Regions from separate parts of the Homo sapiens genome. Here all the other regions are linked to region 1. A link is a loop called in an ENCODE intact Hi-C map of the cell type or tissue named here. Cell type or tissue: heart right ventricle. All regions are shown on one strand. Each heading gives the region's core, and the rest is flanking DNA. Links, peaks and the distances in the headings are about the cores only.

Region 1 (4,884 bases), core at 452-4,451:
GAAAAAGACTGTTAAGTGGGCCATGTACTTAACAGCATTGTTTTTGTCTGGGGTGGAGGCAGCAGGATACCCCGAGAGGGACTGTTGTGTGTATCATGGTGTGTGAGGTGTAGCGATCTGGGTGTCTGTGTGAGGCCTGGTCTCTCCCTTCTGCTATAGCACAACGCATCTGAATGTGATGGTGAGTGGATGGAAGGTTCTGCAGGCTCAGAAAAAGACTGTTAAGTGGGCCATGTACTTAACAGCATTGTTTTTGTCTGGGGTGGAGGCGGCAGGATATCCCGAGAGGGACTGTTGTGTGTATCATGGTGTGTGAGGTGTAGCGATCTGGGTGTCTGTGTGAGGCCTGGGTGGAGGCCTGTGCACGTCTTCTGTGTGTGGTCTTTCCAGCCTCACACTCACGGAAAGCTCTGGTTTGGATGTCACTCTCAGCATTAGAGGCCTTTGGGCTGCTTCCAGCGGAGCTGGTTGGTGTTGAAGGATTATGGGTGATGGCTGTGGGAATGGCACCGCCTGCCTGGCCTTGGAGGTGGCTGGTTTCCTCTGTATCCCTGGGGGTGGGCAGTGGTGTCACAAGCTGTGTGGGAAAGGAGGGCTACTCGGGGTGGAGCACAGGACAGCTTGGGTGTTGCCTGGGAGGCGTCAGGGAGGAAGGCAGACGTGGGAGTCTTGGGGAATAAGGAGAAAAGGGTTTGAAAACCAGGATAAGGCATTTATCCAGCACTTGGCTGTCTTTATCTCTTAAAATTAAAGCCAGGCCTCTCCTGGAACGTTCCACTTGGGATTCTGCTGGGAAATTAAAAAGACTGGGGAGGGGTGAGTGGTGAGTTGGACTTTTCTGCCTCAGTTGATTGTATATGTGCTGGGTAGGGTGACCCAGAATTTTGGTATTTATTCATTCATCAGTTAGTTTTTGAGTGTCTGCTGTATCCTAAACACTGACTTAAGAGATATGTAAAATAGAAGTCATGATCCCTGCTCTAAAAGAGCTCACTGTCTAGTGGAGAATGCAGACAAATAGACAGATGATCATATGATATGATAGCATCTTCATTTATTCATGCTGAAAAAATCAATAGTTTATATACTATTGATATAATATCCTTGGAGCTATATATATGTGTATATATATGTGTGTGTGTGTATGTGTATATATACATATATATATATATGGTATATATATAAATGGTGTATATATATATATATATATATAAAATTCTCACATGGCTATAAAGGACTACCTGAGACTGGGTAATTTATAAAGAAAAGAGGTTTAATTGGCTCATGGTTCTGTGGGCTGTATGAGAAGCATGGCTGGGGAGGCCTCAGGAAACTTACAATCATGGCAGGAGGTGAAGAGGGAGCAGGCATGTCTTATATGGCCAGAAGGAGGAAGAGTGTGAAGTGGGAAGTGGCACCCACTTTTAAACAACCAGATCTTGTGAGAACTCACTATCAGGAGAACAGTAAAGGGGAAGTCTGCCCCCATGACCTAATTACCTCCCACGAGGCCCCTCCTCCAACACTGGGGATTACAATTCAGCATGAGATTTGGGTGGGGACATAAATCCAAACCCTAACAAGGACAATGGCAAAGCACTTGGAGAGACATACGTAAGATATACATTATATATACAGTACTTGGGTATATGTCATATAGAATACATATGTAATCTTCAAGTGCTTTGCCATTGTCCTTGACATCTACCAATTCAGATAATCTCTGCAACAACCTCTGCTAATAAGTGGCATAGCTGGACTTGAACCCAGGCACTCTTACTCCAGGGTTCATTTCTTTTATTAATTAATTAATTTTTATTTTTAAGAATTAACAGATATGGGGTCTCACTACATTGCCCAGGCTGGTCTCAAACCTCTGGGCTCAAGGGATCCACTTGGCCTCCCAAAGTGCTAGGATTACAGGCTTGAGCCACTGCACCCAGCCTCTATTTCTTAATTACTCCCCCATACAGTCTCTCAACAGAGGTGGGTACAGGGTGCAAGACGAGATTACATATATGAATAGAGTCAGCTCTCTGTGTCCATGGGGTTCCCCATTCATGGATTCAACCATTGGCAGATCTAAAATACAGTATTCTTGGCATGCAGAGCTCATGGATGCAGAGGGCAGATTGTTTCCATATGAAGGTTCACAGGGCTGAGTTCTTGAGCACCTGTGGATTTTGGTATCTGGGGGGTCCTGCGGATTTTGGTATCCTGGTCCAGACCGCTGCAGATACTAAGGTATGACTGTATTTAACTCCGCTTCAGCGAGTCAGGCGAGGCTTCACAGAAAATGCATTATCTTGTAAAGACTAGTGTTCCCAAATTGTGTCTGCATCGTGTTGGGGCTGGGGAGTGGGAGGGCAGTGGGAGGTAGTCTAAGTAAGAGAGCAGAACTGCCCAGGGAGTGGAAGTGAGGGAGAGCAAAGCACCTCATTTCAGGTCGGCCCAGGGCTGGCCCAGGGAGCAGAGTGGCTCCCGGAGGATCCAGCCCAGGCCCTCCCGCCTTACGTCAGAGAAGGCTGAGTCACGGCTCCTATCAGCTGACTGTCGGCCAGGCTCCAGGCCCTCCTGATGACAGCAGGGCTGAATCCAGCCAGTGAGGGGACAGAGGGACAGCAGGAGGGAGGGAAAGGTATAGGAGGTGGGGGTGGGGGTTTCAGCCAGTCTCTTTCCCAGCAGTGATGCCGTCTCAGCCACCAGTTCTCTGCCAGCGGGGTCAGCACAGGCATGGTGAGGGGGAGAGGAAGGAGCTGTCTGTAACACTGCTTAACCTCTGGCACGTGGAGTCTGATTGCCTGGGTCAGCTGCTATCTGTGTCTTGTTTAGCATCCTTTCTCCTGTGTGTCCTGCCCTCTGGCCCATCTGTCCAGCTGATGGTGGGGTTTGCAAGCAGAGGGATGCCTGTCTCCCAGCTCTGGCTGTGTTGCTCTAGCCCAACAGATGCTTGGAACAAATAAACAGGCCAGCAAGTCTTGGAGAGGTTGTCAGGCTGAGTTGAGACATGCTGTCCCTTTTGAAAGCTGTTGATGTACTTAGAAGGATCAGCATCTGGGGCCAGATCATCTCTGACTCTACATTAAAGCCAGAGTTCTCATCTTCTTCATAATGATGGTATGTACTAGTGTTTAATGCTGCATTCTTTTCAAAGTCCCAAGATCACCAGCCAACAATTAGTTAACTGGGGCCCTGCAGTCAGGGTCTTGGACTCCAAGTCCTGAGTGCTTTTCCTGGCCAATGCAGATTCACAACTTCGGGGGTTAGTCTCGAGAGCATTAGAAGTCCCTCAGAAATTGTGAGCTGTGAGGGGACTGACTGTGATTTCACTGGGGTTACATGTCCCTTGCTTCTTTTAGGAGAACAAGCTTGGGACACTATTGGACACACTTCTGAGGGTTTGGATCAGAGGGGCAGGGGCATATGGAGGACTGATCCCCAGAGTCAGACCTCAACCATGCTGGGGTGTAGAAATGAGCCAGGCTCAGGAATCCAGCAGACACATGCTTTTGAGCACTGCCTCCATTTGGCAGGTCCTAAACTTCTCTGAGCCTTGGTTTTCCTCCAGGTAAAGCGGGTATGGCATACATGATAGTGCTTGGCGTTTTGTGAGGATGCACTGGGTGAGCATTCAGCAACTGTAACCTCCCTTCCTATTTCTCCCTGGCTTGTTCCTCAAGTCCCTTCTTGCAGAAAGACCACAGCCAATCTCGGCCCTTTTCTTCTCCCTTGCCTTGGCTGCCTCTTGTTCATGTTGGTCGGCACTCTTAACCAGCCCCCTCGTAGTCACCCGTGAGATTGAGCACGTGGCTGCCGCACAGCCCCCCACAAACACGCTGGTAGGGGCTGAGAGGCTTGAATGAGACAACTCCGATTCTGTGCTCAGCAGCTCGGTGGCCGGCCTGTTGGGTGCATGTTAACTGTGATTATTGTTATGCAGGACTCACGAGGGAAAACTTCAGTGACTCACAAAGTCTTGGGGTTGGAAGGGACCTTTGCCATCATTCTTCCCTGTTTCCTCTTTTGGCAGATGTGGTCTCAGAGGCAGAGTCACTTCACATCTGGGAATAAATCCCAGTCCTACCTGATTCATTCATTTATTTCACCCACACTTATTGAACACTTGCTGTGTGCACTTGCTGCTCCGAGTGTTGGTATATGACACAGTGCCGGCTGCTAAGGAGCCCATGGTCTACTTAAGGGGACAGACACGTATGGGATGCAGTGCCCCGGGGTAAGTGCAACAATGCTAGTATGGGGGGCATTTGGAGAGCGTAGAGAAAGAGCCTCCCATACACCCTTGAAAGGCCAGCAAGTGCTTCCTGGAGTTGATGGTACCTGAGCTAAATATTAAAGAAGTAGAAGCTGGTCAGATTATGTGGAGGTTGCTGGGTGTGAGCCCACAGTGGGTAGGTTTGCTATTTCTGGTGAGAGAGACAAACACAAGTATATTCAGAGAACTAAATGGTTTCCTGGCTGCTGCACCTGGATTCTGGAGAAGTAGATCTTGAGTGTGAGTTTCTAAAAAATGAGATAAGTTAATGATCTGTAATCTCAGCTACTCAGGAGGCTGAGGCAGGAGAATCGCTTGAACCCGGGAGGCGGAGGTTGCAGGGAGCCAAGACCGCACCACTGCACTCCAGCCTGGGCAACACAGTGAGTGAGACTCAGTCTCAAAAAAAAAGTTAATTGGTAGAGTGAACTTTTCCTCCTGAATGGGGCCTTGAAGGCATCATAGGGCATGGCAAATGGGTTGGGGTTGCCAGGCCTTGATCAGATGACTGGTGGAAACTGGCCGTGGGCTTTGAGCTGTACTTCTTGTCAGACTCTTCCCTGTGGATTACAGAAGAGCGCTTATATCTCCCAATTCACATTTGCTAAAAA
Region 2 (4,884 bases), core at 635-4,634, 130 kb after region 1:
CATTAAAAAAATTGATATTAATGTGATCTCCAGGCGGTGTTTATTGAAACAATCTTAGGTTCATAATCAAAACAATGTTTTATCATTTCCCCTCCAGGCTGGTCACAAGCTACAAACTGGATCATTTGACACATCTCTCGTGCACTCGAAACTCAAATTGAAACTCTGCCATTTTAACCGTACAAAGTAAAATAACTTTTCAAAGCCCCACATATATATTTTTCTGATTCATCCTTTTGATATTTTACTTGGACCAAAACCCGAATTCACTTGGTTTCCTCCAAGCACATATTTGGGCTACTTCCATCATTGTTCTTGGAAATGATTTTTCCTTTAGACATAGTGTACACTGGATATACAACCTGGTCAACACCATCACAGGCCACAGCAGTGACTCCCTCGTGGGCTGTCAGGAGCATCCTTAAAATATTATGTCTCCACAAAGGATGAGCAACTGGTTAGTTGTGCAATGTTCAGGAAAGCGTGTGTGTGTGTGTGTGTGTGTGTGTGTGTGTGTGTTTATGTCAGCAGGAGTGAGCTTTGTGTCTGCTGGGGAAAATGCTGGGTAAGCATGTTTTTCAGAGGGTTTGCAGAATTTCTGTGGCTTGTTTGCTGATATGAACGAATGACAGAATATGTTTTGGGAAGATATGTGGGTATGTTTTCATTTATCTTAGGGAGGAATCCTAAGTACAGGAGACTTAACATTGGGAGACGTTGTGTCTCCTGGGTGGTGTTGGCAGGGGCTATTTGTTAGGAGAATATGAAAAGCTCATCAAAACTGGGCAAAGTTTTACTTTATTGTCTTAGAGGAAGAAAAATCAACTTGTTCCACTGGTATGGGATTTGACCACGGCAGCTTCCAGGAACTGGGATGGCCTGTCTGGGGCAGGAGCAGGGAGAATGGAGCCAGCTACGTGGATTAGTCCATTTTGCATTGCCATAAAGGAATGCCTGAGAGTGGGTGATTTAGAAAGAAAAGAGGTTGATTTGGCTCATGGTTCTGCAGGCTGTACAAGCATGGCAGCAGCATCACTTGGCTTCTGGGGAGGCCTCAGGAAGCTTTATTCCCAGTGGAAGGTGAAGGGGAGCAGGTGTGTCACATGGTAAGAGAGGGAGCAAGAGAGAGGAGGAAGTTCCAGGCTCTTCAAAACCCCCAGCTCTCATGCGAACAGTGAGAGCTCACTCATTCCTGTGAGGGGGGCACCAAGCCATTCGTGAGGGACCCACTCGCATGATCTAGACACCTCCCACCAGGCCTCACCTCCAACACTGGGGGCCACATTTCAGCATGAGATTTGGAGAGGACAAACTTCCAAACCACATCACTATGCTTTCACCTGAAGTCAAGCTGCCAAACTCTTTGTTGTCCCTGGTCATCTAACGAGTCCACTGGCATGTACCCCACTCCTTCGTGTACCCCATTTCTGGCCCAAGCTCCCTCACATCAGGTTCCCACCTCCTCACCTGCCTGTGGCTGATCTTTGCCCCTTCTCCCTTATTCTTGGTCCCTTCTTTCCCAGTTTTCTCTCTCTTTGTGGTTGGTCCTGGCTATCTGCTTCTCCTCTCATTGTCTGCTCCACTGCAATCCACCCCATGCTTTTTTATTTCTGCCCTGATTTTTCCTACTGCTTCCTACCTCTGTTCATCTTAGGCTCTGCCTTCCCCATTCCCTTACCTCCCTTCCTCCCCCAGGCTCTGGGTCTGTGTGCTCTAATGGGAGCCTAGGTGAAACACCGACAGGGGAGGACGACCACAGTAAAAGACTCAAGTAAAAGAAACACCATGGGCATGGTGGCTCATGACTGTAATCCCAGTGTGATTGGGAGGCCAAGGTGGGTGGGTCGCCTGAGGTCAGCAGTTTGAGACCAACTTGGCCCACATGGTGAAACCCCGTCTCTACTAAAAATACAAAAAAAATGAGCCAGGCATGGTGACACACACCTGTAATCCCAGTTACTCGGGAGGCTGAGGCAGGAGAATCGCTTGAACCCAGGAGGCAGAGGTTGCAGTGAGCCGAGATCGTGCCACCGCACTCCAGCCTGGGCAACAGGGAGAGACTCCATCTCAAAAAAAAAAAAAAAAAAAAAGAAAGAAACACCATGGCGACAGGCAGGAGCAACTAGAATCCCTTGAAAGAATTCAAGTTCCTTTAATGTAGACTGTTCCTAATACACAACGGGGTGATCAGAGCCAGTGAAGCCATACTGCTGCCTCTGGCTCATTGCAGTCCGTTTTTAATAAAGGCTACAGCTGGACACAGTAAGCAGAGGAACTCGAAGTTCCGCCCAGTGCTGAGATTCTATGGTTTGCAGGATATTACAGCTGTAATATTTTAAATACTTTAAAATCATGAATACGTATCAGTTTTAATTGATCCAGGCCTAATCTTAGCTAGAAGGAAGAAGGCCCGGCCACTATCTGAGCTCTGTTGAGCTATTTGACAGGCTTGCCTGTCCTCTTGGCACTGCTGCCGCCGGAGCCAGGGAACTCTAGCACACCCAGAACTTTCACGGAGGCCAGAGTTGCTGCTTTCCAATTCCTCCCACAGTTTAGGGAGGCGATGAGATATCGGTGCTCTCATTCCATGTTGCTGTGACTTCCAAACATCATAAAGCAAACTGAGAATGGCCCTGGCCGAGCCGTCAGCCCCAGCCTTGCTGTACTTCTGGTCCGGAAGAGACCGGATGGGAAGCCTCCAGGTTCTCAGCTAGGGTAGGTCGTATGCACCTGGATGTCAGCATCTCCTCTAGTTCCTGAGGGGCCTCCTTCCTAGGCTCTTCCACCAGAATCCAAGTTGCTACCAGGCACAGCACTGCATATATTTCTTGGCTTGACTAGCTTTTGCCCAAGTGTGATGGTTAATTTTTCTGTGTCAATGTGGCTAGACCACCATACTCAGCTATTTTGTCAAGCACATCTGAATGTTGCTGTGAAGATATTTCTCAGATGAGATTAACATTTAAATCACTAGACTGAGTAGATCACATGAAAATATGGGTGGACCTCATCCAATCCTGTGAAAGCCTTAAGAGCAAACACACTGACATCCCCAAGGAAGAGGAATCTCAGCCTCCAGACGACCTTCAGAAACAAGACTGCAACATCGACTTTTCCTCAGTCTCCAGAATGCCAGCCCATCCTGTAGCTTTAGGACTTGCCAGTCTCCACTGTCCTGTGAGTCCATTCCTTAAAATAAATCCCCCCAACGCTGCTGTGAGTGCACGCATGCATGTGCACACACAAAGACACACAGACACACACACACACACACACTATTTGCTCTGGGGGGCTAATATGCCAGGTGAGGCCCAATCTAGACACAGCACAAGGTGGTCTTTCTTTCATTGTTTAATTTATTGCTGCCACAAGATCCTTAAAGCAACTCATTGAGTGTCCAGGATTAAATTAGCTCTTGGATGGTTGACTGCTGGTAACTAGGAGCTATCGGCCTTTAGGGTGACCAACATCCTGGTTTGCATGGGCTGAGGGATTTCTTGAGCTGTGGGAGCTTCTAGGGGTAAAACTGGGAAACCTAAATAAATCAGTCAACCCAACCACTTCAGCAATTTGGGCAACTGGGTTTTTTCCATTCAAATGCCTAAAATTTTTGAGACTGCACCTCTGGTGTACTTACTAAGAAACTGTTGTGCCTAACGTCTCCAGATCTTGGTTGTTGATGCAACAAGCACACAACCCCTGTCACAGACATGCCATTTTAAGGCCCTGGTGTTGCATCCAAGAACCACTCAGAGCCTTACATAAACATATCTTCTAATGTCCCCAAAGCACTTTAATGATGAGTGTGCCTCTTGCCAGCAAGCACATTTACATGCTGGCTGTGGAGTATTCTTAGGATTCTCACTGCTGGCTGCCACAAGCCACGGCCGACCCTGCTTAGGTTCTTTTCTGTGCTTGGGAGCCACAGCTGTGTATCTCTGAACCCTTCTTTCTCAAATGCTAGTGCTCTGTGACTTCCAGTTTTCTGGCAAATTCACCGTTGCCCGGCATGAGCCCTCCAAGTGCCCTTCTTGTGGTTAGCTCCAAAGCTGAATGTCTGTGTGCAAGCCCCTTAATAGAATCTAGACAAGATCAGGCCTCTCCCTCTGCCAAACCCCTTTCTGTGTGGACACAGTTTCTTGACGGCCCAATCTGTAAGACTGGACAATGGAGAAAGTCAGCGTTTAAGAGGTTAATGCCCCTCGCCCGATTGCCCCACTTCTCTCCTTCCTGGGTGGTGTGAGTTGGGGCCTCTCAGAGACTGAAGTCTAGAGGGCCCTCAGGCATTCAGGCCCTCCGAGCCCAAACAGTTCCACATGGCATGTGGGTTTTGATGTGAGAAGCTGCACATAGGAGATGAGTGTGTTGCTATTTATCAGACACTAAACTCCTTGCTCAGAAAAGCCAAGCCCCTGCACTCTCGCCCCATTAGAGTTGCTGACCATGAAACATACTCATCCGCGGAGCCACAGATAACTGCGGGTGGAAGTTGAGACCCTCGATGACCTCTGTGGCAGGTACTGTGTCAGGCACTCCACTCTGGGCAGTAGATAACACCACCACCATTTTACCAATGAGGAAATGGACTCAGATTAAGTGGTATGTTTGGTGTCACAGTAAGCAAGCAGTGAAGCTAGGCTTTGATCCCAAGTTTCTCTGACTCACTCCAAAGACCAGAGTCCTTCCTCTGATGCTTCACAGCTTAACAACATGCAGATACATGACATGTTCCAATCTCAACTTCATCCTCTGTGGACTCAGAATTAGGATGGCGTGATAGATTGTTAAATATGACCACAGATTCCTCCCATCCCCGTGTGCATGTCCTGTGCACGGCAAGTTTGCTGTTTCTGCCACCATGAAGTGGAGGCTTACTTCACTCCT
Region 3 (4,884 bases), core at 596-4,595, 130 kb after region 1:
CTCTATAGGATAATGGGATAATGGATTAGTTCTCTCGCTCATTGTTGGGCCTTGCACATTCTAGAGCCTCAGACCTTGCAAGAATTCACTGTTTTTCCTTCTTTCCGTTAAGCTCTGGGTTCAGCGGTTTTTGCTGGGTTTTGGGGAGGAGAGGATAGTGGGAGTGACAGGAAGATAGACTCTGATTTCCCCATGAACGAGGATGAGATGAGCTAGAAAATGATGAAGAACTTCCACTCCAGGGTAGAGTTGATTTGTCTATAAGAATAAAGATTAATTTCTCCCATACTCATTCTGCCCTCTGCTCATCTAGTTTTTTTTTTTTTTTTTTTTTTTTGAGACGGAGTCTCCCTCTGTCGCCCAGGCTGGAGTGCAGTGGCGTGATCTCTGCTCCCTGCAAGCTCCGCCTCCCAGGTTCACGCGATTCTCCTGCCTCAGCCTCCTGCATAGCTGGGACTACAGGTGCCCGCCACCACGCCACCACACCTGATTAATTTTTAATAGAGACAAGGTTTCACCGTGTTAGCCAGGATGCTCTCGATCTCCTGACCTCGTGATCTGCCCGCCTTGGCCTCCCACAGTGCTGGGATTACAGGCATGAGCCACCGCCCCCGGCCTGCTCATCTAGTTTTTAAGAGAAGTTTGTATTCCCCTTATCCTTATGAATGTAACATAGGCCTTATTTCTTATGAATAAAACCCTTGTCTAATTAAGTTTTCTGTCTGGTAAAAACAATGCCAAAGGTATAAATGTCCCTTCCCTCCCAATAATAGACCTGTTGATTGAGTAGGTTTATTGTTGTTATTATTATGTGATGTTAATGCACCTAAGCAGTGTCTTAGATTGTCCAAAGAAAGCATCAACGTATCTCAGATTATCCATGTTTCGTACTTTTTTAAAAAAGAAAGTAAGACGTGGTTTGATATTTTTGCTGAAATCACCCAGCAACCATCTACAACAAGGGATGGTGAACTTTCTATAAAGGGAAAGACAGTAAATATTTTAGGCCTGGCTTTCATGTGGTTACTAACCGAACTACTACACTGCTGTCGTAGCATGAGGGCAGCTGTAGGCAGCAGTAAATGAATGAGCATGGCTGTGTTTCAATAAAACTTTATTCACAAACACTGGCAGTTGGATTGGCTTTGGCCCAGCAGTTTGTAGTTTGCCAACCCCCATCTAGATGTGGAGATTCTGAGCTATGGGCATACAGTCTTTGGGGTTGTAAGTCAGTCTTCCCAAGATGAGCTTTTATGTACACTGGGAAGCTGGTGTTGTAAGGGGCCTCAGATAAGCCTAGACTGGTATGAAATCTAGTCCCACCCTCTCATTTTACAGATGAAGCAATAGAAGCTCAGAGAAGTGAAGCAAATCACCCAGAATGAGGCAACAGAACTCATGCTCCTGACACTGAGCCAGGGCACAGCAGTTGCTACATACTTTCTTTGAGTACTTCCAGTATGTTTCCAAGAGCTTTAACAATAATAACACCTAACATACAGATGTTTGCCAGTTTATCATTTAGAATGGTGAGAAAATATATCTTGTTTTATATATGAACAAATTGAAGCTCATAGACTTTCAGTGACCTGCCAGTGGATTCAGCTAGTCATGGATCTAGACACAGACCCATGCCTTTGGACTCTAAGGCTGGCACTATTGTGCTGTAGAAACACGTTCTATAGATAATGCCTCAGCTGCAGAACAGAAGAAGTAGAGAGAAACTGGTAACTTGCCATTGACTCGGTAGCTTTGGTTCTGAATGTATTTCTGGGTAGAGCAATAGAGGGGATCCCTCTTGGTTCCGTCTTTGAAGATTTGATGCTGTGAATTTGGACCTGGCCTGGCAGCAGATCTTAAAGTGACCCCTGCTCTTGAAGTTAAGGATCTCTAGTACTTCCTGGTGCTGCCCCATTAAATGCAAGAATCTGGCATCTACGTAAAACTTTTTTTTTTTTTTTGCATACGTTTTCAGGGATTAGAGAATGCAAGGCACTTGCTGAATAGTGGTCATTAGGTATGGAATAATTCAGGTAGACAAGCTCAGCTTTAGAGATGCTCCCTGCAGCTTTTTTCCTCCCGGGGGAGAGAGGTGGAGAGTAACTGTGTCTTGGTGGTCAGGTACACCTAGCACAGTACAGGGTGCACAGACAGCAGGACACTGCCTGGTTTATATCAGTCCCACCCCTTCCACCCTCTCAGTGACACTCAGTGACACTCTGCCAGGGCAATGGTGCCTGGCGACCTCTTCCCACTCACATTCCTGAGCACTGCTGAACCCAGCCCAGCTAAGCAAAGCCTGCCAAGCAACTCGGCACACAGAGTGCAGTGAACTGCCTAGAAGAATGCAGGGACTGAGGCCAAGGTCTGCTTGGCTTTGTTATCATTTATTTTGGTGTATTTATTTAATTGTATTTGCAATTTCTTCTTCATTTTCCTTCTTTGCTCTTGGATGGCACGTGACAAGGACTTCCTGGCATCACATCTAATTATACTATTTTTAAATTTTCCCTTCACGCCCCATCACTGGCAAATGTTTTTCAAAAAACTTGATGAGATTAAAACTAAATTGACCAGATGGCTTCTTTGCACCTAATTAACACAGTCCACTGGTGCCAGATTTCCAGGGCACAGGGACCCATTATCCTCATGCTTACTTCCTTGAGCTGCACCACTCTGTTCTGCCTTGTATATTTATCAACTCTGGAAATGGATTTAAGGAAATGCACAGGTGTTACTGAGCTAAGAGGAGTCTTGGGGCTTTAGGGTTTGGCAGAGAAATGCAGCAAAATGTGCTGGGAAGAGTCCCTAAGTTGCATGAAGGATCATCTTTTCATCTTCCAATTCTGCTTCCTAAAGCCCAGCTAACAAGGAGAGTAAATGGTCTAGAACTAGAAAGCTAGACCTGGGTTTCATGTTCTGTCCCTGTTGTGTTCATTGTCCAAATTTGTTAGAGGGTATGAGAATTTTCTGGTTAACACTTAGATTCATGCATCCATCCCATATTTTCTAAGTTCCTCTAACATACCAGACACTGAAATAACAGCTGGGGATATCATTACAAATAAGACAGGCAGTCTTTGCCATATCAGAACACATAGTCTATTTGGGGGAAAATATTAAAAAAGGTAGTTCAGGTGTTGTTGCAACCACTTCTTTTCCTTCAAATGGTAGTATTCCATAAACTATAAGGCAATTAAGAGATTTGGAGTATGTCTCTGCAATATCTTCTCCGGGGCCTACAGGGTCATAAGCCTCTCTATTGTTGACAGCCGTGAATGGCCCAGCATCCAAACCTGCCTATGGAGCTGCAGCCCACTTCTCCACTGGATCCAAGAAAGGAATACAGAGGAGCACTCCTTTCCCCACGCAACACAATGGGTTGTGGTACATACGTGACGTTCCTTATGGAAGAGTTGTGGTGATCTCAGAAGGAAACATTCCAACTCAAAAGGACAAAGCCTGAAACTGTACTTAGAACTTCCTATTTTATTACACAAAGGAAAGAGACTTTATCTTGGGCCTTCACAAGGAAGACATCCTTCTCCGACCTGGCTGTCAGGTTCACTTTTATATTCATGTGTATTTCTTCTTTAAGCCTCTCAATCTGCCACCTCTCAAATGTTTTCTCTGGAAAAATACATTTCCTCCACTGGCTGAGGCTCTAGGTTCTTCCTTTCAATCTTCAGTCTCAATTAGCATTAACTAGATGAGCACAGATGTTCACTGACTCTAAGTTTCTCAGGCTACACAGCCCATGAGTGAGTGTGTAAGTAGATCCTGTACCTACCAGTGAAATTGTGACCTGCTGGTTCCCGACTTAAGTGGTATGTTAGCTAAAGATATCACTCTAAGATAAACATAAGCTTTTCTTAGTGTCCAGATAGTTAAATCCCATGATGGAAAAATAATATTTCTGTATTAGCAGGCCTTTCTGGCTTAGTCCCTTGGGAATGATAGGACCTCATTAGTGGGTGAAAGGGCCCCAGGCTCTTTCCTGTTCTGATCAAGCCTGGAAGAATCACACCACAGTAACTTCAGTTTTTAATGGTTATTCTATTTATAATTTGGGAAATAATTACAGTTCTGATTAAATTATGTTGTTTTTAGTTTCCCTCAAATGGGAGGAGGAAGACTGCAAATTTGTCTCACTTCAACAATTTGTACAAATTATTTACTTACCGTTGTTATAATTAACCCAGAGGAAAAAATACAGGGTTCCATGATGTGCACAGCTGGGGACATCAGACATGATCTGGCAAGAAAGGGAGAAGGTTCCTTAAAGAGTTGAGATATAAAAAGTAACTAAGCGTCTTCCACTTCCAGTCAAGATGGAGTAATGGGGATTGGATTTACCCTCACACTTGACCCAACTACAGCACTGGACAAAATGTATGAAACAATGACACTCAGGACATTGACCATCAAGTGACAAAGGAAAAGTAGGAGGGGAGCCCTGTGATTACTCCAGCTTGCAACCTGCAAAAAATATTCAGGTCACAGTGCAGGTAAGAATCAGATGTTTCCTTGAGTTGGGAAGACAAAATTAGGAGTCCAGGGAAGCCAAGGCAGCTAGAATTTCCACAGAACAACCACCATAAATGAGAGATCCAGGCAGAGAGAATTCCAGAGATATTCAGGAGATTCCTGTCAAGTACTCCGTTGAGCGTGAATCAGGCCATGCATGTGAGAAATTATCCAAGGCTGGGGAAAGAATCACCTTGAGAGGATTAGAGGAAACAGTAACCGAATGTTACAGACAGTCTGTTTCCAAAAGCCACAGTTGAAAACCCGATTTAAGGGGCATCAGCTACAATTCTAAGAAGTGTCTTACCTCAATAGTGGGAAAAATTATCCCTAGGCTAAATGCAGCTCTGGTCCCAG
Region 4 (4,884 bases), core at 368-4,367, 220 kb after region 1:
CACTTCCTCTGCTTCCTTCTCCTTCTTGTGTTCTCCATGAGCATTAAACCAAAATAAACAGTTCTGAGTACCCCTTTTAATCAAGATGTGTGAAAAAATGTGGAAGCTCATCCTTGGAAGAATAATAATAGAAACTAGCTTTATTTATCCTGGGTAAGAGACGTAAGAGGAGATGATGGGATCACTATCCCAGCACATGTGAAAGACGGGAACAGGCTTGTCCTGGGCTGCTCCAGAGGGTGGGTGGTACAGGATTTTTCACAGTCCTGGAGAAACTCAGAGGCTTCCTTGGCTGACCACTTTTTTTTTTCTCTTTTTCAGCTTTATTGAAAAACAAATGACAAATAAAAGTTGTATATATTCAAGGTATACAATGTGATGCTTTGATACATTGTGAAATGATGACCTCAGTCAAGCTAATTAAGATATCCATCACTTCCTGGAGGTACCTTTGTGTCTATATGTGGTGAGAATACTTACAACCTACTCTCTGAAAATTTGAAACATACAACCCATTGTTATTAACTACAGTCACCTGATGGATAAGAGAGCTCTTGGCTAGTATAAATAGAGCAAGTATTTTCCATAAAAATATGGAAAATAAGCAAGTGTTTTCCATAAATAGAGCAAGTATTTTCCATAAAATATCACTAAAAATATGCAGGAAAGGCCTGAATTAGTTCATATGGCAGATATTGGTATAATCTTTTGGTTTTCAGGATTTTTTGAAGTCTAAAGTGGGCATGCTTACAATAAATTAATTTAAAAGTGGTATCAGTTTTATATGTTCTGCATACAATTTTCTTTTTAAGAGTACCCTGTGGGTTAAAATATATTTACAGAGCAACCTCTCCTAACAAAAGAAAATTTCAGACCATTAGGCTTGGTCAGATAAATGAATGTTAGAGGGGCAAAATCAGGTGTAGCAAAGATTAGTCCATTGCAGAAAGAAACTAGGACTGTGCCTCTCCAAATAGGAGAGTACCAAAGAGGGTACACCCCTGTACCCCAGGGGTGTCTAGTAGTGTGCCTTTGGGTCCTAGAAGATGTAGAATAAGTATGGTACATCATCACAACAAGTAATTTAGGACTGTTTTGCAATAAAACAATCAATATTTATTATGCAGTTGATGCAATACTCACATATATTTTAAATTAGATGCTCTATGAGAATTTTCCAGTTGCTAATAGCTAGGCAGGTGACCCTCCTACATTCCCCTAGGATACTGTGTAGACAAGTTTGTATTGACAAAAATAAGAATGTAGACTGAAGAGCAAAACTGTTGGGTTCAAATCCTGGCTCTGTGACTTACTAGTTATATAACCCTGGGCAACTTAACCTGTTCATGCCTTAGTTTCCTCATCTCTGAAATGGAGATATTAATAATAATAATATTCACCTCATGGGGTGATTGAAAGAACAAAATGAGTTAATTTTAGTGTTTAAAGGAGTGCCTTGCGTGTGGCAAGTACCATGCAGATGCTCATTAAATAAAAGCTTGAGAACTATGAATGAGCCTCTCCGAGAAGGTCAAGAATGGGCACATAGTCTGGGTGATCATGAGCAGAGGCTGGAAGTGATGCATTCTGTTGAAGGAATTGTTCATGGGGTGGCCACTCCTTCAAAAGGAATTATAAAAATCTAAGACTTGAAGCTGAGATCCCCCACCTGCTGGGTGGTGTTTGATGGTCTAAACTGGGGGTTTGCAAACTCTTTCAGCAAAGGGCCAAGTAGTATATCCTTTAGAATTGTGGGTCATCCAGTCTTTGTCACATTTGTTCAACTCTGCCATTGTAGTGTGAAAGTAGCCATGGATGATATATACCTGAATTAAATGGACTGTTGTGCTGGGCTGGGGCCACAGTCCATAGTTTGCTGCTGCTTGTCTAGATCCTGCGGGGCCTGAGCAAGTGAGCTGGAAATAAGGTGGCTGTTGAGGGGGCTGAGGAGCAACAGGAAGTGAGAAGGGAAGGGAGATGGGTGCAGCACCACTACAATGCCACTTCCTTCCTGGGGTGAACTCACTTAGACTTTGAATAGGTTCTCTGCAGAGATGACTGAGACACTTGGAGCCATGCGCCTGCAGAGACACAGTGGGGGACCATGTTAGAAATGGGAGTAACAAGTCATTCATTCTTACTATATGTTTCGTTATTGCATGGCAAAGGCTTTGAAAAGAAAGCTGAGTCTTTTATTTTCCTGTGAATCAGCTCCGAGCCCCTGGAACAATGTTGTTCATTCTGCGGATGCTCAGCAAGCCCTTGCTGACTGTCTTTATTTCTTCACCTGCAATAAGATCCCCCCAGGCCCATATGGAAACGTAAATGTTCTTGAGGGACTAATTCAGTGAGACTCTTCCAGGGGAAGTTCAGTCCTCCTGGGAAGTGATTACACACTGATGGAATTTTTGCACACTGGATGGAAAGATGATCTTTGCCTCTTGGCTGTGTCACAGTAATAAGTGGGAGACTGATTATTTCTAAGAGTGCAGCTCTTCCCGGCACTGATAAGAATGGAATGCAGCGCTACCATGGAGATTCGGGTCACTAATTAGTCCCAGAAGCCTCTAGGCCTTGAATCACTGTTATATTAATTATGCATCAAATTAGAATGTTTGCAAAGGCTCAGAGCCAACTGTACTGCAGAACCCGGTGACAGCATGGAGAGATCAAGGAGTGTCCCGCCCAGCACACTGCAGGGACCAGCAGACAAATCCACGCGGCCTGCCTGAGCGTGCAGTGACCCCGCCTGATCTCTGATACAGCTGTTCGCAACTCCTGCCAGAGAGCTTGTTATCGGCACAGGGTGGACAAAAGAAGGAAAGGAAGAGAACGATGGCTTCCCCTCAGTTCCATAATCTAAGCTCTACTGCGGTAATATCCAGCTGAGAAAAGACACAGGACAATCATTTGGGCACTTTATTTCCATGGTAACAAATAGAAGATTCTTCCAGATGTTTGCTAACATCGTGGAGGTAACATGTCTGGACCGTTGTCTGATATTCAGTTTTTATAGCTGGGGAGACATGGCTTTAGCTTTGGGTAAACTATTCTATCTCTTCCTCCTCTTCCTCTGCCTCCTTCTCCTTCTTGTGTTCTCCATGAGCATAAAACCAAAATATACTTGATGCTTTGTTGTAAAATAAACAGATGATAAATAGCAGTCTCTGTGACTGTTGGGTTATAATTCCATCGAGGGCTGGGGTTGAAGTCATAAACCACAAGAAGTGAAGCATGACCCACAAATAGCCTTCAGGATGGAATTACAGCCCCATAATTCAGAGTAGCCCTTTGAAAAAATAATTCCTAAACCTAGCTATAATTTGGGGAAAGAGCCACGACAGTGGTGACGTCTTCTCTAATCAGTTCATCAGTAGACAAATTACTCCCCTTCGTTATTCTGATGATATTTATTAACGTTGGGGTGAGCACCCAATCTGTTTTCTAGGAGGTTACTGTTGAAACCAGGTAGCAGTCGCCCAAACAGAACCAAAGAAAGGGAAACTGGAGTCTCACAGTAAGAAAGTTCTCACCACAGATGAAGGTCAATGAGCATGAGGTGAGAAGAGACATTCATTACTTTGGAACTGATGAGAAATATTGATTCCTGACCACAGGAGTAGTGGCCGAGTTTGTTTTGCGTGGAGTGTGGCATAAATTCCGTCCCTGTTCTGCATCTTACTACTTCTCTAAATGTCTTTGCTATTTTCAAAACTGATTCTGCTTGATCTCATAATTCATTAAAGCAAGTTGATCTCATGCACCCCAAGAGTTATGAGAAGCTTTTTCATGATGGTTCTTGCATGATGAAAATAAATTCTCATTTATTACAGAGAAAATAAACCGAACCCAACAATTCTGTAGAAGGTGAATGTTTAAATGGCAGTTTCTTGTGATCATAAATTAAACCATCAAAATCCCATAAGGTTTCTCTGCAGCCTAGATATTAAATAAAACAACAAACATGCAAGGACTGGCAAGTGGTAAGGGCTTAATACATGGTCATTCACTACCATAATTTGTACCATAAAATTCAGAAATTCTTTACATGCTTTGTGTGTTATTATCTACTTTGTCAATGACGCTGAAGACATGAGGAGAACAAGGGTCTCATCTGACGCATTATGCCTTTCCACATAGACAATGTAGAATATTATTTAAAACAGAGTCTACAGCATGAAGAAAATAGAAGCAACAGAAAACAACAAGCTAATATATAAACTATTAAGGCAAAATGGACAAAGAATATGATCATTTAAAAGTCGAGCTTATTGAGGTATAATTTGCAGATATGCTTTGTGTTTAATTTGCTCCTTCTTTCCTAGTTTAAGGTGGAAACTTAGATCATTGATTTGAGATATGTCTTCTCTTTCAAACACAAATATATAAAAGTGTGAATTTTACTCTAAGTACTGTTTTGGCAACAACACACACATTTTGATATGTTAGGTTTTTATTTTTGCTTTGGTTCAAACTATTTTCTAATTTTTCTTGTGATTAAGTTTGAGAATTTAACAATAGAAAACAGAAAACAAATACTTCGTTATTGATTTCTATTTTAATTTTGTTATGATCAGAAAACATGCTTTGTATGATTTAAAGTCCTTTAAATTTATTGAGCCTTATTTTTTGACCCAGATATGATCTTTCTTTGTGAATGTTGTGTCTGCATTTGAAAAGAATTTGTGTTCTGCTATTGCTGGATGGAGTATTCCATAGCTGTCAGTTAAGACAGTGGTTAGTGGTTCCATTTATCTTCTATGTTTTTCTGTATGCTTGTATATCTGAGAAAAGGATGCTGAAATTTCTAACTATCACTGTGAATTTGTCTGTTTCTCCTTTTGGTTCTGTCATTTTTTATTTTATTTGTTTTGACATTGTTAG
Region 5 (4,884 bases), core at 363-4,362, 59 kb after region 1:
TATTTCTTAAGCCACCAAAAAATCTGGTGAAGATCTCCAAAGATTTTCATGATAGAAACATGTCCTGGGCAAGCCTAAGAGTTACAGCTACAGCCTTGGGTCCAGGTGCCAAGGTCAGCCTTGCAAAGTTCTAGTCCTGGCTTCAGCTGAGATCTTTGGGCCTCCTTCCCTCTCCGAGAGGCCCTCCAACAGTTGGAGACACGAGGACTTCCGCCTCCCACTCTCCTCTGCCTTCTCTTCTGTTTGCCCAGTGAGATCTGCTTCCACTGCCAAGTCCCCATGTGGCTTGTGGCTCACACTTTCCTAGGAAGGGAATGGGAACCGAGGCCTCAAGCTCTGACGGCTGGGCCAGGTGGCTGAGTCTCCTTTGCCATGTTCAGGCAGCTGGCTGGCTTCTTTTCATGCACACTCAGTGGTCACCTGAGAAGGAAGTAGAAGTGTATTTGATGTCTTCATAGAAATTCATTGTCCCCTGTGCTGGGGTGTGGGGGTGGGTCATGCTGGTCATGCTGGCAGAGGGTGGAAGTGTTCCAGCAGAGCTCCAAGCAGATGGCAGCATTGAGGGGACACCTGATGTGGCTCAATGCCAGCCTGCAGGGCACTGGAGCCACAGCAAAATGATCCCGGCACCGGGGATGGGTCCTTGATTCCTGTCTTGGTTCTGTCATTGCCTGGCTGCGTGATTTTAAGCTAAGATATTGTCTTAGTCCATTCAGGCTGCTATAACAAAATGCCTTAGACTGGATGACTTATGAACAAAGACATTTATTTCTTACAGTTCTAGAGGGTGGGAAGTCCAAGCTCAGGTGCCAGCGGGTTGGGTGTGTGGTGGAGATTTGCTTTCTGCTTCACAGTCAGTGCCTTCTCTCTGGCTCCCTGGCTCATATATGGAGCCCTCTAGCTATGTCCTCAGATGATGGAAGCAGCACTTTGGGGTCTCTTTTATAAAGCACTAATCCCATTAATGAGGGCATCACCCTCAAAACCTAATCACCTCCCAAAGGCTCTACATTCTAATACTATCCCATTGGGGATTAAGTTTCAACATATAAATTTTGGGGGGTACAAAAACATTCAGACCATAACAACTATGAATTAAGGTCTTTTCCTCTCACTGCTCAACAGTTTTCTTTAAAAAAGGTCTTTAAAATGCCCTTCTAGACTTACTTACACATAAGTTTTTAAAAAATTGTACATGCCTAAGAAAGGAAACTTTGAGTAAAATAGATTGAATAAAGTATTCCTAAAACTTTCTCACATTTGGAGTCCCACTTTTCTGAATTACTTTTTGGCTTAGTCATTAAAAACCATATTTTCTCTACAATGTCATCCTGGGTGCTAGGTAAGTCTGTGATGACATGTTGATGGGGGTCACAGGAAGGGAGGGACCCAGAAATGCCCAAGGCCTGCCTCACTAATCACATTCCCACCAAGCCTTCTAAGATTCCCGAGGCAGGACCCACTTAAGGAGCAGTAGTTGGATAGGAGTAGAAGCATCACTTGCCTGTCAGCACTGATAACTCTGATCAAAATACTTAGAGGCCTTGTCTTGGGAGGCCAAAATGAAGATTTCTACTTGGGCTTTAAATCTCAATTCAGGACTACCCTGTTCCCACAGGGTGTCGGGTATTAATGTGGGAACCTGGGGTATCTAAAAGGTAGCACTGTCTGTCCTATGCCATGAGATGTTGCCCTACCAGAGCATGAAATCTTGGTTTTCTGGTTTCTTCATCAAAGGGTTAGCTCAGAGCACCATAGATAGCCACAGGCTATGGGACCAGATCCATTCTCTGGACTGGCATGGGTGCCGATTGCTGAGCCAGGGACAACAGCTTGAGTCTCAATTAGGGGGCTGGGTCAGACAGCCAAAAGGAGATGCCTGAAAGGGAGTCAGTGATTCAGTCGAGTTCCATTGTTTTCTGGAAGAGGAAGGCTGAGCAGCATTAATGGCCACATTCATTCTGCAGACAAAAGAACATTTGGTGAGATGATTCACCCCCTTCCCAGCCACGCCTCCCTTTATCACTTCACAGGATGCTGTACAGACAGAAGGTATTTAAACCTGCTGGCTTGGGCCCAGTTTCCCATCCCACTCTAGATACTCAGTGCTCTCTTTCCTTTTCATCGTGGGGACCAGGCAGGGAAGTGGGAATAGGCAGGTATTAGTCCTGGGAAGTAATCTTTCCCCCTAAATCAAGAAAGGATTCAAACTTCATATTCCTACGTGGCCTTGAGGAACCTTGGCTATCATTTCTTGCTAAGTTCCCAGGAATAGCTGAGAAACTACTTAAGACAAGCTTAGGGTGATCCTAGCCATCTGTACTTATCCAAACAAATGAAATGAATTAGGACACCCTGTGAGGCCAAAAAGATATGAATATGGCTGTATTTCAAGGTGGCTATCACCATGGGCTCTGGAGCCACAGAGATCTGAGTCTGACGCCCGGCTGTGCTACTTATTCTGTGATTCTGGGCTCTGAGCCCTCTTTAAACCTCAGTTCCCATCTCTAGAAGGGGACAATAACAGTGCCTACCTCCCATGAGGGTTAACTGAAAGATGTGTGCATTGAAGTTCTCAGCCCAGTCTCCCAGACTGGAGTCCCTTAAGCACTCAATAGACGACAGCAGTTGTTATTCCCGAGGGTGGGAAAGGGTGAAGGCGGATGACTCAGCACACAATTAGGCATTTAGAGAAGAAATTCTTGTTTCATCCTATTGCCTTTTCCCCCATGGCACATTTTGCTAATGTCTTTAAAATCTTGACACAGTGTGGTGTCTTGCCTAAAATGATATAATAATGAAGCCACTGTTGGAATGTGGTGAGGGCTGGGGTGTGTGTGTGTGTGTGTGTGTGTGTGTGTGTGTGAATATGTGGTGCCAAATTGGAGAATAAGGATAAGTTTATTAATTCTTTGGTAATTGCAGGCAATAATTGCATTACTGTGACAGTCCTACCAGGAGATGAAATTTGCCACTGTGAGGATCTGTTTTTCTTCTATTTTCTGGATTAAGATGTCAATGTTTTTAAAGGTCTCAGGCATCTTCCCAGCCTTAACTGAAACCAGTAACTACAGAAATAATTATGTTTCTAGAAACACCAACAGGAACTCAATGCTGGTTTCTGTGTAAGAGCCTGTGATCTCGACTTGGTCTCTAGCCCATCTGTGAAGGGAAATATTCTAAAACTTTATTAAACTCCTGTCCTTAGGATGCTGGCATTGGAGTTGTGGCTAACAGTAGGTGGTGTTAAGTGTAAAGAATACAGTGAGAAGCCTTTCATGCCAAACAGCCCATCTTTTGTGGGTAAACAGTCTGCTCCTGAAGAATAATCCAGCTAGCTGAGATGAACTGGAAATTCACATCGCAGTCTTCATTACAGCTGAACTCCCAATTGCATTCCAGAGATGGCCTGGGCTGGGTGAGAGAGACTGATATTCCTTATCTGAAAGTTCCAACTTCCATTGCTGAGGCCCCAAGAATAAGAAAAAAGGCTTTGAAAAAATCTAAGGAAAACTGAAACGCCAAGAAGTTTTTATCAGAAAATCATTCTGATATCATTCTTTATCAGAAAACCACAGCTCTGGGAGGGACCTCAGAGATGAGCTAGTAACCTAGTTCAAAGCACTGATTTTACAGATGAGAAAGCTAAGAGGCAGAGAGGTGAGACGCTTAAGGTCAGTAGAGACTAGGACCCAGGTGTCCTACTGCTGGTCTGGTGCTCTTACCATCTGAAACCAGTCATCACCCGTGTGCGGGTTGCCTGCTGTGTACAAGGGTATTCCCACCTTACAGCATGAAGCTGACTATGTAGTTCGACAAGCAGGGCACATATACACCAAGTAATAACAATTGGAGTCACATGTGATGAGTACCATGCCTGTGATGGAGCTGAGGCAGAAGAAGGTGACATTTAATTTGCGATAGCTCAGACAAGCTTTACCGAGAGATAGGGTTTCAGGGGGTGTCAGGAAAGATGTTTGTGATTTGGGTGAGAGGAAAGAAAGTCCATCTAAATAAGAAAAACACATCTTCAGAAGAGCAAGGGTAGGAAAGTAAGAGGAATGTTTGTGAGCCAGTGACATTTTGGTAGAAGAGGTAATTTTTGGCCAGGCGCGGTGGCTCATGCTTGTAATCCCAGCACTTTGGGAGGCCGAGGAGGGCAGATCACAAGGTCAAGAGATGGAGACCATCTTGGCCAACATGGTGAAACCCCGTCTCTACTAAAAATACAAAAAATTAGCTGGGCATGGTGGTGTGCGCCTGTAATCCCAGATACTTGGGAGGCTGAGGCAGGAGAATTGCTTGAACCCAAGAGGCAGAGGTTGCAGTGAGCCAAGATTGGGCCACTGCTCTCCAGCCTGGGTGACAGAGCAAGACTCCATTTCAAAAAGAAAAGAATGTTAGAATTGGGAGAGACGTCACAGATCATCAAGCTCAATTTCCTCATTTTACTGTTGAGAATATTAGGTCCAGAAATTTCAGCTGGCTTGTCCAAGGTTTTATGACTAAGCATGGTAGGGTGGATTAGAACCGCTGCCCATGACCCCTCATCCAGATCCTTTTTCACTACATATGCTGACCTTAGGGGAAGTGATGACAGAGACAGAAAGATCACAGAGGACCTTGCATCAGATTCAAGATATTTGTACATTAAGCACTGAAGACCTTTGACTCTTTTTGGACTGGGAAGTGAAACATGTTCAGAGTGGTACTACACAAGGATGGAGCTTGGGTCCAGTTTTGAGTGATGGTGTGTAGCATGAATGGACAAGATGGAAAAGAGGAGCAGAAAGACCAGTTAAAAAGGCCCCAGAACTGGACCAGCTATGAGAATACACTAACTAGGGTGATGGAAGAGAAAATGGAGAGAAAAGGTTGAATATG
Region 6 (4,884 bases), core at 299-4,298, 87 kb after region 1:
GGGTTGCCTGGTCTAGGGGAACTCACCCTGGGGAGATGTCACCCTCTGGCAACAGCTGACTCTATTTATTCAGATGAGAACAATTTTCTCTCCTTTTGCACTTTCAACAAGCTTGACTTGAGGCTCCCCCATTGCTAGGCTGCCAAAAGCAATAAAAGGCTGAGGAGGAGGTGGAGGGAGGGTGGGGGTAGACGCTCCACGGTAATTGAGCTGTCAGCTGAGCCCTGGGGCTTCCTGGATCTGGGGTGTCTCACAGCCCACATGGGCTTGTTTGCAGCAATAGGGAAGGGAGCCGTTTGACTTCATAATCACTCAGAGAGATAGCGGTGCTCAGGGCAGGTGGGGTGGGCCTGGGTGGAAGGCGCTGCTAACCAGACTCCCATGTTGTCGGCTTCCTTCTGGTCTGGGCTGGAGCTGCCTCAATAGTTTGAACAGGAAACCGAACTGTCACATGGAGGTGGTGGGTGGGGATCATTGTGGGGTAGAGGGCCTCAATGCTGTGTGCTCTGTGATGTGCCAAAATGAGTAAGTCAGGAGACGATGTCCAGGTACACCCCAAATCTGAGGGCCCAAAGAGCAGCTTGGCTCTCGCCAGAGCATCCCTGTTTGTTTTTCAGTTTTGCTGGCTTTTTGCTGTTCTACAGTAGTGACTCTTGTGGGATTATTGGGCTATTAGTTCCCCGGGAGGAGGGTCCTGGAGTATCATTTCTGCCAGCCTGCCACCGTCCGGGTGTCTTGGGTGAGAAGACAGGTATGCACTCTGGGCTGCTCTGAGTGGACCTGGCTGCCCTGGGGCTGCAAAGCTGGGCCCCTTTCACCCGGGGACTTGGATGGCTTGGGATGCTATCAAGAGTGGGATGCAGAGGAAGGCAGTGAGCAGCTTCCTTAAGGGAGGGTCACAAGGACCCACATCACTATCATTTGGAAACAGTTTATTGTCCCAGTTTGGCATTCAGCTGCTCTGCTTGCCTTCCCCTTCACACTCATTCTCTTGTCCTTCCCCAGTCCTCGCTCAGATCCAGCATCCCCCACACCTGGCACCACAGGGGCCTTTGCTCACACTGCCCCCTCTGCCATGATGGCCCTTTCCTCGTGTCCAACCACACCCATGGATCACACTCTACTTCCTCCCTAATTCCTTCCTGAAACTCCTCTGAGACCTCTCTGGCTTCCCTGTCCTTTCCTCATCCCTCACTTACAGCACCAAGACCCCTCTGTCTCCTGTCAGTGGCTCAGGAATGGCCCTGCGTCTCCCGCTAGATTGAGCTTCCTGAAGGAGAGATTCTCGCTCTCTCACGCTGTGCCTCCTTCACACGCCTAGCACAGGCCCTGTGAGCAGGTGTGCAGCAATTCCCTGTGTGGGTGAGACATCCCGCAAGCAAGCATTAACATTTGCACATTTGCATAGTGCATGATAAAGATGGAGCTCCTGCTCTCGGTAGCTCTTCATTTGGAACAGAGGGCTCTGATGGGGGCCAATGAATAAATGAAAAGGCCCTATGTATGGGTATGCCTTAAACCCGGTTTGTGGTTGTTGGAGCAGGCTTTCTACCAATGCTCCTGGGGCTCAGTGATAGTTCTGGATCACCCATATTGTCTTGTCAGTCTCACCTGCAAATTTCTAGTTTGAAAGTCTTGGGAAGCCTGCACTAGACACCTCTGTGCTAATCCTAGAGGGGAACCAGCTTAAGAAATAAGCCACCACCTTTGATGGGACCTAAGTCCCTAGGTCACTGTCCAGCAGCACCACTTGATTCCTAGCTCTGGCCCCAGGGGTTGATCTCAAAATAAATTTCAAATCATAGTTGATGGGAAAAAAAAGAAGATTGAGATGAAATTAAAAATAAATGGGAATAGCATACGGAAGTATAGGGAGGGCAGAGCTGGGGCCGGGGCCCCTGGGTGCTTAAAGGAGAAAGATGTTCTTCCCATGAGAAAAATCATCTAAGAGCATCAAATAAGCCTCTTGTGAGGGATAGAGACTCCTCTGTCCCCAGACTCCTCCCACTGAGAAAGTGGGTGGCTCTAGACTTGTGCTGGCTCCTGATGTAGGGCTCATGGGCGGGGCTCAGACTCAGGGCTAGTGAAGGAGGCTGAGAACAACCGGGACGTCATCTCAGAACATCTTTCGCAACTGGATTTAGAGATTAATTGAGGTAAAGGGAAGAGATGCAAATACTTCTCCTCCTCCTTCTATCGTCTCTACCCTCATCAGCTTCCAAGCTTGGGAAAAAAGTGATTTCTAACCATCTCTCTTCCTTGTCCAAGGCTCTTTGGAGAAAATAAGACACACAGGGTCAGAGGGAGGGTAGCCCAGCCAGGCGGGTGTCCCAGCAGAGACTGGGCAGGAGCCTGGCAGGCACACCCTGTCCAAGGCAGCCTGTGCTAGCCCAGGAGTGGGAGGCGATAGGAATGGGGGTGCTGTGTGCTGCCCTGGGCTCAGGGTGACACCCCTTTCCCTGAAAAAAACGTGTTATGTTATTTGACCTGAGGGAACACCCTTTAAGAGACTCCTGAGACCCAAACAAAGTCCTTTATCTGCAAACCAGAGACCTTCTTTGGGTACCCGCCAGCAACAGAGATCTGAGCTGGCTAGAGAGAGGGTGGCGGAAGCCCAGTGCCCGTCTTCCTTGAGTCCCAGATGGGAGCTGAGGCTTCTAGGTAGGGGTCAAGAGGCTTGGATTTGCCATGACCCCATGTGGCTTTTGACTGCAGAGCTCAGAGACGGCAGCCCACTGCCAGGAAGAACTCTCTTCCAAGTTCGGGCTGGCTCAGGGCCCCGAGGACTCTGTCCAGGGAGCCATGGCCTGTGGACCACAGAAATGGTCAGATGCTGTGGTGCGTGTGCTGTTGAATCAGAAGCATTGCCAGCATGAAGAATTTTCAAAGCATGCCAAAGCATTGCCAGCATGAAGAATTTTCTCCACTGTACAAGTCCCCCTTGAATTTTGTCTTGACCCTGCCCGCATTTTCTTAGTCACTGACATTTATTTTTCATCTCTCTGGGCTCAGAAAATCAACTCTCTTAGGCCCACTTGGTGTTTGAAGTGGGACAGGATTTCCAGGACGCCTGCAATTCAGAGGTCAGTAGAGGAATGAAGGAGTAGAATCTGAGCCTGAACCCCCCAAAATTCAAGGGGGACTTTGTTACCTTTTTGTAGTCGGACAGACATTGAAGAAATGCTTTTATGTCCTGGGTTTTCCAATTGCTATGACATGCAAACTCTTCTTAATGAAAATTTTTTGAGTGTGGGTTTACTTCAGGCCCTGGATCCTTTGCCTGGATTTCTTTAGATTGGCTTCGGAGACTAAAGCACGGGGGAGTTACTGCTATTATTTTCCTAAACCCATCACAGACAGGGGCATGTTTCCTGACCTCAGAGAGAAGTAAAGAGATCCTTTCTGTTTTTTGAAACCCCTTCTGTTCCCTAAGGGAATGAGACTGGCTGCCATCTCCAAGATTGCACGTATGCAGCAAGAGAGACAGGTGGGCCTGATTTCTGCAGGGCTCCAAAAGGCCAAACTGGGACTGACAGAAAGATCCAGGGCTGGCCGGGGTGAAGGGCTGTTAACTGGCTCTGGAACTAGGCTAGGTAGAATCCCTTGAGATCTTCCAGAGGGTATGCTGTCCCCAAATTCCATCTTTTTCCTTCATCTTGGAGGGTCTGGCTTGGCACCCCTGAACAGCTTTCTAGGATTGAAATTTCTGCTTCCTTTTTTGCCCTTCTCCTCCAACCTTTGAACCTTGTTTCTACTCCATGACCCACTGAGCTCTCTGGGTTTTCCATTTTAAAAACAAGGCCCTTATATTAAGAATGAAAACCAGAACCTCTTCTGGTTGTCACATGTGCTTCCAGAAATAGTGCCCCAATACTATTTAAGACCCTGAAGTCAGAATTTCCAAGGAAGCATCTGGGGTGGTCTCCAGGGGGTGAGGTGCCCTGCAGTGGCCTGGGAGATAGCTCTGCCCCACCTTTGGGACCACATGCTCCTTGGGAAGCTTGGACTGTCTCTTTCTCTGGGTCCCATCTGGCTAGTTTGTCAGCTGAGCAGCCCCTGGAGGATGCAAAGAAAGATTTGGCCCTTAACCGAACCAGGGATCAGCCTCCGCTGCTGAGTGCTAAGAGATTTAAGGATCTGGTGTATCCCAGAGGTTAACAGTAAGAGCTCTGCAGTCAGACCCACCTCTGCACTTTCCAGCTATGTGACCTCAGAAAAGTTCTTTTATTTTCCCTGTCTCTAAATCCTCATCTATAAATGGGAGCTGATAATATCTCCTCATAAGGTTGCCATAATGATTAATAAAGTAGCATAGAGGAAATGCTTGGTAGAGTTCTGGTCCACAGTAAGTGCTCAATCCATGGTAGTGGTCAGCACATATACGATTACCTATAGTGATGCTTCTTTCTGGATGTGCACGAATCTTTGTAAACAAAATAGGAAATATTGGACTTGCTGTGTCTGTGTCACTTCTAAATATCTTGTTTTGTTTCAGTGTCCAGCCCAATGCCTTGAACCTAGGAGATTCTCACTAAGTATTTGTTGGATAAATTAAGAAATGAACTGCTTTGATAGGTGGGAAGGGAGGCAGCCCACAGGGTGCATCTCTAACTGCTTCTTTGGAGAAGAGACTATAAATACCGCCTGCTCTAGCCCTCAGGCAGTACCATATCTGAGGAGTTTGCTTAGTAAGTGCTCGCAGTTTTCAGCAGCTAGAGATGTTGCTGAGCCCAAGAGTTCACATGGGGATGGGGGTATTGGGAAACCTCACCATTTCTGCTCTGCCTTAACCCAGGAAGGCCTTGTCACTACAATGAAGACATTCCCAAGCCACTCATTTTGCACATGCCTATGTGAATGGGCCTATTGAAGTTGTGCACTGCA

The links. Peaks named below come from ENCODE experiments on the same cell type or tissue, not always from the same donor. Only the 100,000 strongest peaks of a DNase experiment are listed, where the experiment ranks them.
Region 2: a loop joins it to region 1, with 1.9 times the contacts of the local background. A loop is called at or near these places in 15 of 110 quality-filtered maps.
Region 3: it touches region 1 in a loop (4-fold over the local background); 14 of 110 quality-filtered maps call a loop at or near these places.
Region 4: it touches region 1 in a loop (3-fold over the local background); 4 of 110 quality-filtered maps call a loop at or near these places.
Region 5: it touches region 1 in a loop (5-fold over the local background); 6 of 110 quality-filtered maps call a loop at or near these places.
Region 6: it touches region 1 in a loop (2.7-fold over the local background); 13 of 110 quality-filtered maps call a loop at or near these places.

What each region holds. Positions count from the first base shown.
Region 1 is chr11:130,519,873-130,524,756 of GRCh38, forward strand. It overlaps LOC105369574 (a long non-coding RNA gene), which reads left to right and starts at 2,595. Exons shown (of 5, transcript XR_007062953.1): 1 at 2,595-2,736. RefSeq lists enhancers at 16-517, 3,040-3,667. In heart right ventricle, for the core only: no CTCF peak of the experiment used is centred there; DNase peaks (open chromatin) are centred at 475, 2,539, 2,869, 3,233 and 1 weaker place; H3K27ac peaks cover 4,000 bases.
Region 2 is chr11:130,646,214-130,651,097 of GRCh38, forward strand. No RefSeq gene overlaps it. Among named protein-coding and RNA genes, the nearest start is that of MIR8052, 18 kb to the right of the region's middle. In heart right ventricle, for the core only: no CTCF peak of the experiment used is centred there; a DNase peak (open chromatin) is centred at 2,538; H3K27ac peaks cover 2,743 bases.
Region 3 is chr11:130,651,777-130,656,660 of GRCh38, forward strand. No RefSeq gene overlaps it. Among named protein-coding and RNA genes, the nearest start is that of MIR8052, 13 kb to the right of the region's middle. In heart right ventricle, for the core only: no CTCF peak of the experiment used is centred there; DNase peaks (open chromatin) are centred at 1,421 and 2,265; H3K27ac peaks cover 3,729 bases.
Region 4 is chr11:130,735,619-130,740,502 of GRCh38, forward strand. LOC105369575 (a long non-coding RNA gene) reads left to right here. Exons shown (of 4, transcript XR_007062954.1): 4 at 1-3,763. Among named protein-coding and RNA genes, the nearest start is that of LINC02873, 65 kb to the left of the region's middle. In heart right ventricle, for the core only: no CTCF peak of the experiment used is centred there; a DNase peak (open chromatin) is centred at 2,713; H3K27ac peaks cover 2,019 bases.
Region 5 is chr11:130,578,638-130,583,521 of GRCh38, forward strand. No RefSeq gene overlaps it. Among named protein-coding and RNA genes, the nearest start is that of MIR8052, 86 kb to the right of the region's middle. In heart right ventricle, for the core only: no CTCF peak of the experiment used is centred there; DNase peaks (open chromatin) are centred at 534, 1,924 and 2,554; H3K27ac peaks cover 2,919 bases.
Region 6 is chr11:130,607,164-130,612,047 of GRCh38, forward strand. No RefSeq gene overlaps it. Among named protein-coding and RNA genes, the nearest start is that of MIR8052, 57 kb to the right of the region's middle. In heart right ventricle, for the core only: no CTCF peak of the experiment used is centred there; DNase peaks (open chromatin) are centred at 2,058, 2,428 and 2,748; H3K27ac peaks cover 3,899 bases.